Regions from separate parts of the Homo sapiens genome. Here region 1 is linked to region 2. The links are chromatin contacts, found by Hi-C or POLR2A ChIA-PET in ENCODE. All regions are on one chromosome and are shown on one strand. Each heading gives the region's core, a stretch centred on a gene start or an enhancer-like site at or near the end of the contact. The rest is flanking DNA. Distances are from core to core; before and after follow the strand shown. Region 1 overlaps GNAQ (G protein subunit alpha q). Region 2 overlaps GNAQ (G protein subunit alpha q).

The links. Hi-C counts contacts between places; a loop is a spot of excess contacts on that map. ChIA-PET counts read pairs that join two places held with the same protein, here RNA polymerase II (POLR2A). Pooled maps may share reads with other maps.
Region 1: a loop to region 2 is called in a map of endothelial cell of umbilical vein, with 2.8 times the contacts of the local background. The contact joins two enhancer-like sites. A Hi-C loop is called at or near these places in 9 of 168 maps with a recorded cell type or tissue (CD4-positive, alpha-beta memory T cell, Caco-2, astrocyte of the cerebellum and 6 more) and 7 of 50 pooled maps. POLR2A ChIA-PET finds 5 or more read pairs at or near these places in 6 of 52 experiments (K562, PC-3, PC-9 and 3 more).

The regions. Positions count from the first base shown.
Region 1 is chr9:77,845,105-77,849,802 of GRCh38, forward strand. The region is part of intron 2 of GNAQ (G protein subunit alpha q); the gene reads right to left. Among named protein-coding and RNA genes, the nearest start is that of GNAQ, 180 kb to the right of the region's middle. Within about 2 kb of position 2,315, at least 6 of the 41 ENCODE cell types and tissues checked have a DNase peak (open chromatin) inside an H3K27ac peak, as active enhancers do; they include endothelial cell of umbilical vein, where a contact is called at or near this core.
Region 2 is chr9:77,908,196-77,912,626 of GRCh38, forward strand. The region is part of intron 2 of GNAQ (G protein subunit alpha q); the gene reads right to left. It overlaps LOC107987081 (a long non-coding RNA gene), which reads right to left. Exons shown (of 2, transcript XR_001746758.3): 2 at 1-4,431. Among named protein-coding and RNA genes, the nearest start is that of GNAQ, 120 kb to the right of the region's middle. Within about 2 kb of position 1,301, at least 3 of the 41 ENCODE cell types and tissues checked have a DNase peak (open chromatin) inside an H3K27ac peak, as active enhancers do; they include endothelial cell of umbilical vein, where a contact is called at or near this core.

The DNA of each region.
Region 1 (4,698 bases), core at 1,065-3,564, 62 kb before region 2:
CAATACTGTAACTCGTTGGAAATATAACTCAAAGAACTGGAGATTTTAAAAACAAACCATTTTTGCAGGGGTCCTTGGCACTACTTCTTGTCAGAAAATCTAAAATGGTATTACATTTCTCTCTCCACTGGTAATGTTTATTGTTTGTTTCTTACAATGAGCCACTGGCAAGTGTCAGAAGCAATTGTTGAACCTAAGTTGGAGCTGGAACTTCCTTTTTTAAACAAAACTCTTGGTGGTGAATTGCTTCAGTGTATTATTTCATTATACACTTGAGATGGAATAATGCAAATTCCTTACAATCTATCTGGCATCAAGAAAAAATGTAGGTTACATTGGTAAATATCTGCAGAACACATGAGAAAATCTAACCAGTTCCTTTGTGGATATTATTTTAAAAGTAATTTCTTCTGAGCAGGGTTATATTCTCATATGAACCCCCAAAGTTACTTTAAAGAACACAATTCCATAAGCACATAAAGAACACAATTCCAAGTTCACTATAAGGCTTGTATCTATCCTTCCTCAGCATCTCACAACCATCTCTTTATAATCAGAAAGACGACCACCTCATCCAGAAACACTGAAAGCAGCAAAGACACTTACTGTAAAACTTTACACAGTATAAACAATCTGCAACAGATGGAAAGTGACTGACATGGGCAATCATCACTCGGCTTGAAGAAAGGGTGGTATCTTGGAGGGTCTAGCATAGGGACCCTGAGGGCAGAAAGGCCAAGACTAGTATAGATAAGAGGGTCCTAAAAAAATGTCACCGTCAACTAAAGAAAGAGTTGTTGCTTAAAGTGGGAGTCATGTCACAGCAGATCAAAGAGAAATGTGACCAAGTGAAACTAGAGAGAGTCAGAGGTAGGCCAGGAGGCGATGCTCTAGCTGAGCACTGCATTCATGTGTATTATCCTTGAGGAAACGAGGCACACTTGTGCTCAAAGACCTGAAGATGGTCACAAACCAGCCGTCTGTGGGCAAAACACAGTTCACAAACGTGCTGTTTGGCCACGGTCTGTTGATTTGCGTAATATAATTTAAAAAACATTGAAATAGCTTCCAACATTAAAAATGAGGAAATTTCCCTTAAAAATCCTGATTTCTGCCTTCTCTTGAAAAATCAGGAGATGTGTGGCAAGTCAGGGCCCTCAATTCCACAAGGTAACAGCTGGCTGCAGCCAAGCTGTGGCTGCCCCTTGGGAGGGGCAAGCGCTTTCCGCCTGCTTCAATGCCATCAATTCCTCACCCTGCCTGCTCCATTCACCTGCACACTTGCAGGGATTTGAGTTATTGTTGCCCAGCTAGAAAAACAAGCTGGTTAGGAGAGGCTGATTATGATAGGAAAAAAGAATGAAGGGGGTGGTCCTTATGGGTGTGCAATGGGTCCAAAGAAACGTGGGCAATCCTGGTAGGCCAAGAAGACCTCTTCAAAAGAACAACACAGAGAAGGAACCAGTTAGATGGGTAAGGTAGGTCGGGAAGGGGCCAGGGAGATGGCCGAACTGTTTATCATCTTATTTTCTCCTTTATGTGAGGAGAAAATGCAGCAGAGAGTGAAGCACGTCCCTTTTAACCTAAATATAGTGAACAAGGCTCTCTCCTTGGTTAATCCTCCCTCAGAGAACAGTATCCTTAGAGTCTAATATAAATAACATTTTTGTAATGTTTTAGAGTTAGCAAAGCACTTCTACATATATTTTCTTTCATTTAACCCTCAACTACAATTCTATGAGCCAGACAAGACAAATATGATTATCTCACATTACAGATGAGGAAGCTGAGGCTCACGAACTTCACTGGGAGGGAACTCAGACAGGACTAGACTTTTGCCCCTGGGACCCAAGAACTCGCCACCCCTCAGTAATGACCTACCCTGTCCTGAAAGGAACACTGGAATACTTCGAACTTCCTGAACTGTGGTCGCTGAGATAGCATCAATGCCAGATTAGTGATTTAGAAGGTGTTTGCCTTACTAGGATAATCTTTCCCTGAGCAAATCCATCTAAAAAAACTCCGACAGCCAGAAGTTTGCTCAGCCTTGCAAGGCAGTGGTCTATTATGTCTAGAAACATCTCTCGCTCAGCCTTGCAAGGCAGTGGTCAGTTATGTCAAGAAACACATCCCTTATTTGTTCACGAAAGTCCTGCAAATATTTTGGCAAATAAATTCAGAAAGCCGGAAACGCTAATTATTAGGCAGAGACAAACCCACAGTAATAACATAAACAACAAAGTGCCTTTTCAGCACTGCTATTCAGTGTGCCTTCCTGTTGCCAGTGCCACGAAAAACACGATGGGAATGGCCTGGAGGAGATGGAAGAGGAAATGACTCCTTTAAAGACCACGTCCTGTGGGCAGAGTGCTGCCTTACAATTTGCTACAGCAGATATCAAAAAGGAAGGGTGGGTAGTATAATTTACAGGGAGAGAAAAGTGGTTAAAAAAATAGAGCTCCTTAAGAATACTGTTAAGGTGGGGCACATACAATTAGTTTTTTAATAGATGAACTTTATTTTTTACCTTGGGAATGAAAAGTGGGGAGGTAAAATAAGGATTTGGTCAACTGGCTACAAATATCTATGAACTAGTCCACTGTCAAGGCAAACGTCTATGCAGGGCCTCCCTATGTGGTTGTGCATTTTGGGCCTTGTGCAAAGGGACATGTGGTGGAGATCAACCTGGGGCCTGGAACCAGTCAGCATTCTGCTCACCAAGCTGTGTGCCTTGGTTAGTCACTAAGAAGCACCTTTGTGTAATCTGCCTGCCCATGGGGCCTAGAGATGCCTTTTCCATTTGCACAAAGGCACTCTATGGTAGCAGCAGACCTGCACTTAAGTATCTGTCCATTTCAGTTTCTCTCCCTTCAAGGCAATGTCATTTTAGATGTTAGGTGATGTAGTCGTGTTGGATGCTCTGGATTTCAGCCAGCTAGGTAGGACCTCAGACAAATCACATAAGTGGTTTTCTGCTTCACTGTCTCTATCACGATCAATGAGAACAGTCCCACCTACCCCTGTCTCCTTGGGGCCACTGTGAAGCCACTGCCAAGAGTCTAAAAATCACAGTTCTTTCTCTGATGTGTCCAGTAACATCTTCTACAGAGCTTTCACATCTATTAACACCAAATTCTTCCCCCTCAGTAAAGTTGAAAGTAAAGAACAAAGATTTTAAGTTCAGTGACAAGCTAAGTGACAAAGGGGACTCATAAGCCCACTTGAATAGGGCAATTTCCACTTCACAAGCAAAGCACATACTTTCACATGTCGGAATTCAAACCACTCTCACAGATCTTCAAGCTATTTCACTAGAGTCTTAGGGTGCAACTCTCTTAACAAGCAACCCCATTGCTGGCATCTCTGAGGCAGCAATTCAAACCCCAAATTGGCCTGTTTTCCCTGACAGACTGCTGGGATACAGATTCCTGGCCAACAGCAGAAAAGCTGGCAGCTCACTGCCTCTTCCAGAGTTGGCTTGGCCAGGGCAATGCCAGAACAATTGGTCTCATTGCCTTCTGAGATGACAATTAATTAGTGTGGTGGGAATAAGGAGTGGTCTATCCAGGGAGCTGAGCCTTTGCCCTTCTGAGGGCTGTGGTATTGGCCTCTCATCAGAGCCAACGTCCGCATCATAAGTCTCACTGTGCATGGCTTCTGGCTTCCCTAAGGCAGTCTGGAGGGAGACAGGGATGGAAGACCTTCCAAGAAGTTCTTTGTTGGGGAAAAAGGAAAAGGAAAGAACACAAGCAACACTAAAAATACAATTCAGAATCAGAGATAAATACCCGACAGCAAAATGCAATACTAAGTTAGAGAAGACACCGTTCTAGACATAATAAAGGAAAAAAGGACAAATGTTTCATTGAGAAGTGTCTCAGAGTGTAGCAAGAAGAAAAATGTGTGGTGACAGAAATCTAGCCCCACTGAGGAAAATTCGAGCTCAGTGACAACATCCTCAGCATGCTTTATTAGGCACTAGCACCAAGTGCATTGCTCAACATGCTGTGAATGAGAACACATGAGTCACAGGACAGCACCCCCTGCTCCAGCCGACAGCAAAGGACGTCGATTATTTAACCGTGGAAGAGGATAACTGATGACTCCCAAAGGTTTTCCAGAAAGCAACATAACATCTCACTGCAGGGATGGGGGAATTAAAACATGACTCTCAAGCATCCTAAAACTATCTAAAAAATAGAAATAATAAGAGTTTTTTTTTATTTTACCAGAGATTTTATAGACCTGATAGTGCACTACTTCTCAGCCACAGACAATATCGAGACAAAGCCTTGATACTGGAGTGGGGTCAGGAGTTCAATGTGGAGCCATGTGGGGTCTACAACTAGAATGATGATTTAAACCTGACCCCATGGGTACCTTACCGGCCAGTGCTTTCTGAATCCTCTCCCAGCTAAACTGAAGGAAAATGGTCATCTGGTCATCCGTACTGGCTTTTCAACCTGCTTCCTACCCTGCTTCCCCCATCCTGTTGTAATCTGTTTTCCACCTCCACCACAGTTCCACAAAGCAAGAGCTGGCAGGAGATGATCGAATCCAAGGGGCCCCTTTCAGCTCTTCTCTTACTTGCCTTCTCTGATGCCCAGGCTGGAGAGCAGTGGCACAATCATGGCTCACTGCAACCTCAACCTCCTAGGCTCAAGCGATCCTCTCACCTCAGCCTCCTGAGTGGCTGGG
Region 2 (4,431 bases), core at 51-2,550:
TTCCTTACCTTACAAACACCCTGCAGTCAAGGGAAAAAAGTTAAGACTCCTTTATCTCAGCAGTGACAGAAATCCATGAACCCCTTCAGAAGGGCCCCCACTTTCATTGACATTCTGATGCCTTAAATCCTACCAGAGGCCAGCCACTGCTCCCAAGAAACCACTGTTGCACCGGATCATGGAACCCAAGTCTCATTCTTGGATCATAGCCTCTTGTATGTCTTTAAACAATAAGCAATTTCTTCTCAAATACTGTGCACTTTCCCCAAACAGATATACATTTCTCCTGACCTAGCACTTTCTGGGAAGAATTCAACAACCATTTAGTAGACACTGACTATGTTGATGTTATTGTCCCAAAAGTTTTGCATCTATATATTGTCATTAATGCTCACACTAACCATACAAAGTGAATACTATTATCTCCTCACATTTCCGACAAGGCATAGCATGGAGAGTTTAAATAATTTGCTGAATGTCTCATGGCCAAAATCCTATTGAAGTATTTTCTGGGATCTTCTCTCCAAAAGGTAGCCTACTGGTGATTTCATATTGCCTCTGGTGGCAGAGAGTCAGTTACTTCCAAGAGGCCTTTACTTTGGGCTGCTTCAGCATCAGCTTGTGAGGAAAGCAGAATCTCAGGCCCACCCTGGATCTACTGAAATACAAATATGCATTTTAATGAGAGCCTCACATGATTTGTATACATATTCAAGTTCGAGAAGCAATACTCTAGAACACAAAATCAATGTTCTCAACCTCACATTCAGTTAGGAAGACCCAAAGCTGTCATCACTGGAATATGTGGCACTTCTGTGCATATGAGAATAATGTACCCACCTCTCCACTTTCTGTTTATAGAGTCTGGCAAAAAGAGAGTGCTGTAGAGAGAAAAAGGCACCCCTTCCTCTGGGCCACCATTCTCCTCCATGGCTGGCAAAAACTGCACAACACTGATACACGCCACCCACAAAGCATATGGTATTGATTATTTTATGCCAAGGATCAAGGTCAACTGAAAGGTGAATCTAAAAGTATTTTAATCCCCAACTTTAGTGAGGTACTTTGACTGCAGTGTTCCATTAATACAATCAAACAGCTACATGATCTCATCCTGTTGCCATCCACCAGCTGCCCAGTAGATAGTAAAATGGCTAGAAGACGGTCAAGAGAAGAAAGACTAGGCTAGTGCCTTAGAGAATGCACACACAATCACCTAATTAACTGAACTCTTACCACAGAAGCACTGTTTTTAAGGACGTTTCACCACCTCACAGGGAGGCCAATATCGACAACACTCAGTACAGTCTTCTTTTTAGTTCAAAACCGTTATACTTTTTACCACAAAGGAAGTGTGCACATTGACAGAAGCAGATAACCTACCAGCCAATCCAATACTACTGCTCATCTCAGCGGGGATATCACATTTCTTGATATATGCCAGTCCTTTCAGTTACATTTCAGTTTTAACAAATAACACAAGATAGTAAAAAAAAAAAAAACAACAACTGCATATGCATCTTACAAAGTGGTAGCAACAACTTAAAGGTATCTTCTTAACAAATTCACTTTAAGAAACATAAAATCAGGAAAATAAAGGTGGTAAAAGTATACATTTATACGGGAAAAGCCAAAATGAGTAACTGCAGCTATTAATGAAGAGCTTATTTTTTTCTCTCCTGAAAGGAAAAGTATCATAATATAACATGAAATGACACAAAAAGTCATTTTTTAAAGTGCATTTCTTGCTGATATTCATGTTTGGATATACATGCTTGTACTAATGAAAATCATGAGTAGGTTAACAACATACTATTTAAAAACATAATTGCATAGCAGGTGTAAGTAATTTAGGGCAAAACAATATAATAAAGAATAAGACTACAATTCCTGAGAAGCAACAAGTTTTTAGGTTTTGATACATGCTATTAAAATGAAGGAAACTATTGCTTTGCTAAATATTAAGTAAGCACTACCCTGATTTTCTACAATAGCAAAAACTAAGTGCATCACTGAGATGACTTCTCCAGTGGCGTAAAAATGAGAAGGAAATGCCCCAGCATTTCTCATATCCTCCCTCGACCTCCATTCAGGCATTCACTTTCCTTGGCTCCAACAAATATATTCTGCCTAACTGAAAATAGATGCATTGTTTTAAAATTAACAAGGGAAAACAATACATTACTTGGTTTAAAAGAACAAGGAAAGTATTCATCTGATGCTTTGCCAGGAGTTAACCAAGAACAGCCAAATGACCAGCTTCACAACTTCCTACTAAAATGCGTTAAACTATGCCACATGTGTTTTATATGGTGGCTGTCAATTCCTGGTCATTCTGCGCAGGTTTGTCTAAGCAGCTGAGAGCAGTTTAGAGACAGGCTGCTAAAGCAGAGTTCGCTCATGTGTTTGGACCAATCAGTAATGTTCCTTAGAGTGCTATTTTTTTTTTTTAATCAGCCATATCAGTTTCTGTTGACTACAACATAGGAGATACTTAGCAAACATTTGTTGAATGACTAAAGAACATCATCTCCATTTAACAATGGACAACACTTTCAACTTTTCCAGACTATGTAATTCTCAAAACACATTGTGAACTAGGCATTAGAATCACCACTATTTTAGAAATAAGAAAACTGGAATTCAGAGACATTAATTTGCTTAACACCACACAACAGTTTTGTCGTAGAGTATGTTTCAAACCAAGTTGTGTATGACTCCAGTAGTTGTGTTCTTGTGTGTATACCACACAGTACACAAAACCCATCACGGTCAACAAGTGTTCACTCGTTAATTCATTCAACAGAGTAGAACCATATGTCAAATACTGAACTAGGTTTAAGTAATTAAGGCCCAATCTCTGCCCTCAAGTGTTAATTTTCTTCCTTTCATCCAATTTTAAACGATTTGGATTAGCTAAAGATGAACTGAGCTGTGGCTGTGGAAGCTGTGCATGAGCTGAAGACAAGCTGAGCTAGGTTACTTTGAGATGAGATGAAAAACAATGCAGATAGGCCACCAAGCATAAGCTGGGGGAACATTATGCAAAGACAGTCACTGCATGTGTACAATTTAGAGATAATGCTGGACGTCCATCAGTTTTATTCCCACATACATATACAATGTAGTGTCCAAAGGTCATTGCTGGCATACATGAGTGTGTGTATACGTGTGTATGTGGATACATGTTTACAGTTGCACCTGTGCTTAATGCCCCTACTTTACCACAGTGAGCTGCTTCCCATTATCTGCATTAGGCACAAATGAGTAATAATTTTACATACCAGGATTAAAATACTATAGTTAATAAAAGGGCAAAATCAGCTTTCATTACCTTCTGACGTAACTTTAACTCTCATATTGAGCCACACGAATTGGTCTACTCCCAATAGCTTGAGATCATAAAACACAAAAAAAGAAAACCCAGGTAAGCCTTTTCAATCTAAATGCTACAGATGGTGAAGATAAGAAACTCGAAGGGATTCTGATGCAAAATCCGGTGCTGTAGAGCCATGTTGGCCCAAAAAGCGATTTGTGGAAGGGGAATTTGGTAGAACTCCATTGCACTCAGTGTCCAGCTCCAACTCTTGTTAGAGGAAATGCTTAAAGTGAGAAAGAACATCACTGAATAATAATGAAGCCACCATCACCCTTCATAAATAAGGACACTGATCTAAAAAAGAAAACCGTATTATCAAACTAGGAAAAATAAAAGTCCTTTTACTAAGCTATGCAGCTAACACAGTCTGGATAAGGAAATAAACCGAGGCCTCAAGAAAAAGGAAGATGTCTGCATTAGAGAGAACAATTAACACATTTGGATTAACCCTAGGAAATCTACCTGCCAGTTAAAAAAATGCTCTTCTTTAAAAGTACACAGGAATAAATTCAGCTCTTGTGCAATCCCAAAGAAGAAAAACAACACTGAGTGACTTCTACTGCTGCCCAATATTAAAACATTGCAAAGCTCAGTCATTAATAGAGCACAGCAGTGGCACAAAGATATACAAAATAGATCAATGGAACAGAATGGAGAGTCCCGAAACAAACTCAAACATATACATTCACTTGATTTGTGACAAAGGTGACACTGTATTGCTCTGGGTAAAGGATGGTCATTTCAATAAATGAATTGGGTTAATTAGATATCCAGATAAAAAACATAAAAACTTGGCCTTTACCTTATACCATACTCTATAATCCACCTGAAATGGATTTTAGATCTGAATGTAAAATGTAAAACAATAAAGAACTTCGAAGAAAATCCAGCAAATTATCTACATGACCTTAAGTAGGCAAAGATTACTTTAAAAGGACACAAAAAAGCAATTATTAGAAGGGGAAAAAATTATAAACTGGGCTATCTTACCATTGAGAACTTTCACTGAAAGAACCATTAAGAAAACAAAAAGCCACAAAATAGACATCTGT